Regions from separate parts of the Homo sapiens genome. Here region 2 is linked to region 1. A link is an interaction called in ENCODE POLR2A ChIA-PET data of the cell type or tissue named here. Cell type or tissue: PC-9. All regions are shown on one strand. Links, peaks and the distances in the headings refer to the core of each region. The heading gives the core; the rest is flanking DNA. Region 1 overlaps WDFY2 (WD repeat and FYVE domain containing 2). Region 2 overlaps WDFY2 (WD repeat and FYVE domain containing 2).

Region 1 (2,926 bases), core at 284-2,783:
AACTAACCAGGGCTTCTAACAGCTGGAAGCACACAACCCTGAGGCTCCTGCTGCTCCAGGCCCTACCAGGCATTACTACCTCACAATGCCCCACAAGGGAACCCAATGCCCCACAAGGGAACTTCTACTACAGATGTTCTGGAAGAAAAACGTTAGTAGGAAACATGCAGTGGTTGGGCTCTTACGAATTCCTCCAGCAGTTCAATATGTGGTGTCTAAACAAGAAGAGCAAAGGAATGATTCCTGGTGGTTCTTAAAGGCAGTCAAAAATTGGCAATCTTTCTGGCATTTCCATTTGCCGTATTAATTGATGAACTTTATGGTGGTCCATGGTCAAAGCACTTTGTATCAGTCATAAAAGTCCCAGGCCTATATGCTTGAACTCAAGAAACCACAAGTCCCCAGGTATAAGGATTTAGATCACAGCATTCAGTCCAATCTGGAAACATGTTCCAAGCAGCAAAGGCAATCCTGCAATACAAGCGAAGGGGCAGAGCTGGGAGTAGGGGGAAGAGTTACAAACACTTTTACAGGATACAAAATGCAAATGGAACCCATTTGGAGAAAAAGCTACTCCTAAGCTTAAAGCATGAACACTGGTCAGATGAGTACAAAGGATTTCCCCTAACCAAAGGCCTCATGGGAGGTCATACTAGTCATTTATCTCTCCAATATCCAAATGTGTTCAATTATCAATGTGCTCAGCTAAAAAACTACAATTGCTCAAAAACAACTAATGAACAAATGCCCTCATCCTTCCTTGCAGCTAGGTAGTCTTGTGACATATTTATAAGCAGATGTGAAGCTGAAGGTCAAAGAGTCATCTTCAACCATGGGGCAACCACAAGGATGAAAGCCACATATTAGGGATAATGGAGAAGAAAAAGATTAAGAGCACCTATTTCCACATGTTTTGTTATGTGAGAAAAATAAACTAGTACAGTTGCTATTCCATCAATGTGCAAACATCATAGAGTGTATCTATACAAACCCATATGGTACATAGCCTACTACATATCTAGGCTATAGAGTATGGCCTATTGCTTTTAGGCTACAAACCTGTACAACATGTTACTGTACTGAATGCTATAGGCAACTGTAACACAATGGAAAGTATTTATGTATCTGAATGGATTTAAACACGGAAAAAGTTGCACTACAATGTTAAGATGGCTACAATGTCACTAGGCAATAGGAATTTTTCAGCTCCATTATAATCTATGGGACCACTGTCATTCATGCAGTCTGTTGTTGATAGAAATGTTGCTATGCAACACATTAATTACAGTTGGTTAGGCCACACTGATAAAAGCCCCACCCAGTTCTTAAGTACTTCCTCAAAGACCCTGTTCCAACAATAAATGCATAGCTTTTCCTAATATAACTCAAAGTCATATCTACAATTGTGTAATGCCAATACTCACAGCAAGTAAAGAAGGGAGTTGCAAGGGTTTAAAAGGAATGTCTTAGGGGTATCTGCCCTCTTCTATTTAATTTGTATTGTCATTTGTTGATTGGCTAGCTGACTTGCTAGCTTTTCCTCTGAAAAACAAGTTCAGCCTGTTGTGATTTCCATGGAGGCTCCACACTCATGCCTCTGCATCTTCTTCCAGAGCGCCTCATGGAGAGGTGGCATTGTATCGTGAGGTGGAGTAGAAGGGGCGTGGAGTCCGATGAATCAGGGTGCCCTTCCCCACTCTGCCTCTTCCTAGCTGCATCAGTTTCTACATCTTTAAAATGACAGTAAACTAGTTGGGAGGCCAAGGCGGGTGGATCACCTGAGGTCAGGTATTGGAGACCAGCCTGGCCTACGTGGTAAAACCCCCGTCTGTACTAAAAATACAAAAATTAGCCGGGCATGGTGGCAGGTGCCTGTAATCCTAGCAACTCGGGAGGCTGAGGCAGGACAATCGCTTGAACCCCGGAGGCAGAGGTTGCAGTGAGCCAAGATTGCGCCATTGCACTCCAGCCTGGGCGACAAAAGCAAAACTATGTCTAAAAAAAAAAAAAAGTAAACTACTAACTTCATACAATCATTTTTAGAATTAAATAAGAAAAGGCACATAAACAGATTAACCCAGTGTCTGGCCGATGGTACATATTCAGAAAGAGTAACCTAGTATTAATTACTATTAATATACTTGAGGCTTTTCCACTTCCTCCCTGAGATAGGATATATGCTGTGCCCATATATGCTTGGCAGTCTAGTTTCATGTTATTTTTTGGATTTCAGTTGATTAAATATATCACAAAATGCAATTTAATAATTTCATCCATCAGAAGAAAAAATATTTTGTTGAGCCATGTGTTTTTACTTGGAGTTTAGAAAATATGGTTATCATATGGGGTCTACTCACCAGTGCTAAAATTTGTCCCATAACAATGGCTTTTGCTCAGAACATTCATATTGAAATACCTACCCATTCTTCATCTTATATTCACTACAGGAAAAGAGTCCACATGTCAAATCAGCAAATAAAGCAATGAGAAAATGGCCATCTGAACATGTCACCTGCTATATGAGCAGACTTCACGGAAAATAGCAATGAAGGTCAGGAGAAACACAAGAGTCTGTGAGTGTTCATTATTCCGCTACTACTAAAGCAATGACCAACGAAAAGGGCATGGGCTCATCTCATGCCCATAGGGTCCAGTAGTGGGCACCTACTGGATTGCTTATCTTTCTTCTCTTTCTGAGACATGCCCCTCCTCCCTTCCCTCCTCTCCCCATCCACAGACTGCAGTGGGGATTGCCATATCCCTGCAACATGACTCTACTTCTGGCCATAATTCCAGAGTGAACAGCTGACCCTAGCCAGACCACTAGGTTCCTTCCCAAGGAATTCCGCAATTCTGGGAGTCTGAGATCAATCTCTCCCTGCTTATCTAGACTGTAATGTAAAATTCAGGAGCAGCCGGCAGCCAT
Region 2 (2,926 bases), core at 204-2,703, 80 kb before region 1:
AGAGTGTCCATGTCAGAAGACAGCCCATGTTTTGCAAATCACTGGTAAATTCCTGTGATGCAACAGCAAAGACTAAAGATGGGACCAGAAATAAGTTGAATAGTCCTAAGGAATATGCCATGACTAAGACATTTCCTCCCCTTGGAACTGGCCCACTAAATGCTCATGACATAGACTTTAACCAAGGCTTCCTGGTTACTGCAAATGGAGGATGCTGCTACTGATGATGATGATAATGACACTGACAGGAGTTAATATTTATGGAGCATTTGATACATACAGGGACTGTTCTAAGAGCTTTCCATGTATATATCAGATAGTCCTAATAACAACCCTATAAAATTGGTACAACTATTACTCCCATTTTACAGATAAGGAAACTGAGACACAGAGAGTAAAGCAACTTGCCCAATGTGACACAACTTGAGGGGGGTAGAGGCAGTCTGATACCAGGGCTTGTGCTCCGAACCTCTTTGTAATATCAACTCAATAAACTATATTCATTCATTTACTCGCTCATTAATTCAGTCTATAAATATTTACAGAGCACTTAAAATTCATGGACATTGTACTGGGTGCCAGACTGTAACAGAGTCAAGTACACACAGTCCCTGCTTTGCAGAGTTTATGCTGAATATATGCCATTAATAAAATAATTACATCAGTTATTATTCCAGGGGAGATAGATTATTTAGATATAAGGTTCCTAGGACAAAGGGAAAGTAACTTGGAACATAATACTCTCATCAGTTCCCAGCCACTGCCTTTCTGAAGTGTACATGTGCTGTGTTGATGTGGCCAAGGTAACTCCTGTAGATAGTGCATAAATGACTTCAATCCACCACTCACTCTACTGAATCTCTTCAGTACCTAATTCAAAACACAGAGCAATCTGGGTGCTCCTACGGGTATTCACACTACAGAACTGGTCTAAAAGTCGATTCAAGAGGGCCTTTGAAAATTCACAACTGCAATGGAAGTGCAACAAATTAATCTCAGGTCAAAAAATGCTCTTGGTATCTGCATTCACGACTGCTTGACCAAGTTTTTAGATAACATGTAGGTACTGAGCAAAAGATGACAGGGCTACACGCGCAATGACATAACTGAGGGAGAAGGTTAGTTTTTGAGAGGTCTTTGATTCACACAAATACCAAGGGCACAATACAGCAAGAGTTTTCTTTGATAAAAGAACCTTCAGCAAATGATATTAAATGAATAAATAGTAAGCAACTGGAATGTCAGCACTCTAAGACTATTTTCCTGCTAAGCATAGCTCCACACCTATAGTATTAAAATATGCATATATTTTCATATATTACATATGTAATATATATGTTTAAATTCATTGTAACTTAGCACAAGCTCAGAAGAAAATGTCTACTTAACGCTGTATAAAATGAACTCTTCACATTAGGCAGTCCAGTGACTCAGAATGATAAAATGACTCAGAAATGCTGGTCTTCTATGGTAGAAACCATGGTATAATGACAGAATCATAAGCTAGTGTAAATAATGGCAGGGTTATGTAACAGTTTAAAAGGAGGAGGCCCCATAGATTCCACGCACACATTTCTCTGAACACAGAGCTTCCTGAAATTTTCTTCAAATTCACCTTCTATGCCCACATGATAAGGATATTATTCATAAATGGTATCACACTAGAAGTCCTGGAAAACAGAAAATTTCAGAAGCAACATCAATTCTCCTGTAAGTACAAAACTTGGAATGCATCATGATGACTGATGAGTGAGAGTCTACTATTACACTGCTGTTTTGAAGCTGATTAAGGTGAAAATTTTCAAGACTGTCTCTCCAGCAGAGTGAACTAACTGTACAGTCAACTTGCTTGGGTACAGCTGAAGTGCTTTATTCAGAGGCCATTTGTCGTCACCGTAGAACATGACCTTACCATTTGGGTTCAGTTCCCCATAGGCTCGTTATAATCCACGGTAATAAACAACTCATCCAAAACACCTTGTTAGATTAAATGCTGAAATTCCTGCCCCCAACCCAACACATATTTTTTAACAGTGGCTGGATGCACAGAATAACACAAGCTCCTTCCTAATTCACTAGTGAATACCCTAGGGCAATTCCTTGCAGCTGGGCTGTCCTACTTGTATGAAGAAATTGGCCTGGTATAATACAAAGAAAATTTGTCTAGGGCTCAGGGAAGTCCTAGCTCTGCCACCATTATCCTGACATGGGGCCTATTCAAGATATCACTTAGTCTAGAGGAGAGTGGCATTAGCTGCAGAAGAAGATCCTTTCAATTATATTTTCTTATCTCCCACAAGAGGATTTTGAATCATCTTCTTTTAATATCCTTGGATACTTCTTCCTGAAGACATCATGTCTCACATTGAGAAAACTGTTTCCAAATCAACTGCTCTAACACTGTTAGGGAAACACAGTAGATACAATATTACCAGATGTACTGAGTTAAACAGTATTCTCTCAAAATTCATGTCCACCCAGAACCTCAGAACACATCCTTATTTGGGAAATAGGGTCTTTGCAGATGTAACTAAGACAGGATCATACTGGATTAGGGGGAGACATAAATCCAATGACTGGTGTCTTTATAAGAAGGTCACGTGGAGCCGGGCACAGTGGCTCACACCTGTAATCCCAGCTACTTGGGAGGCTGAGGTGGGAGGATCCCGTGAGCCTAGGAATTAAAGACCAGTCCAGGCAACATAGTGAGACCCCATCTACGAAAAAAGCCAAAACATTAGCCAGGTATGGTGGTGCACATCTGTAGTCCCAGCTACTTGGAAGTGAGAGGCAGGCGGATCACTTGAGCCCAGGTCTTTGAGGCTGTAGTGAGCTATGATCACGCTGCTGCACTCCAGCCTGGGCAACAAAGCAAAACCCTGTTTCTAAAACAAACAAATAAACATCCGTGAAATGAGCCAAGCAT

Evidence for each region. Peaks named below come from ENCODE experiments on the same cell type or tissue, not always from the same donor. Only the 100,000 strongest peaks of a DNase experiment are listed, where the experiment ranks them.
Region 2: POLR2A ChIA-PET joins it to region 1 with 10 read pairs; 6 of 35 experiments call an interaction of 5 or more read pairs at or near these places.

The regions. Positions count from the first base shown.
Region 1 is chr13:51,600,504-51,603,429 of GRCh38, reverse strand. The region is part of intron 1 of WDFY2 (WD repeat and FYVE domain containing 2); the gene reads right to left. Among named protein-coding and RNA genes, the nearest start is that of WDFY2, 18 kb to the right of the region's middle. In PC-9, for the core only: no CTCF peak of the experiment used is centred there; a DNase peak (open chromatin) is centred at 1,419.
Region 2 is chr13:51,680,080-51,683,005 of GRCh38, reverse strand. All of the region lies in intron 3 of WDFY2 (WD repeat and FYVE domain containing 2), which reads right to left. Among named protein-coding and RNA genes, the nearest start is that of WDFY2, 97 kb to the right of the region's middle. In PC-9, for the core only: no CTCF peak of the experiment used is centred there; a DNase peak (open chromatin) is centred at 1,475; H3K27ac peaks cover 1,962 bases.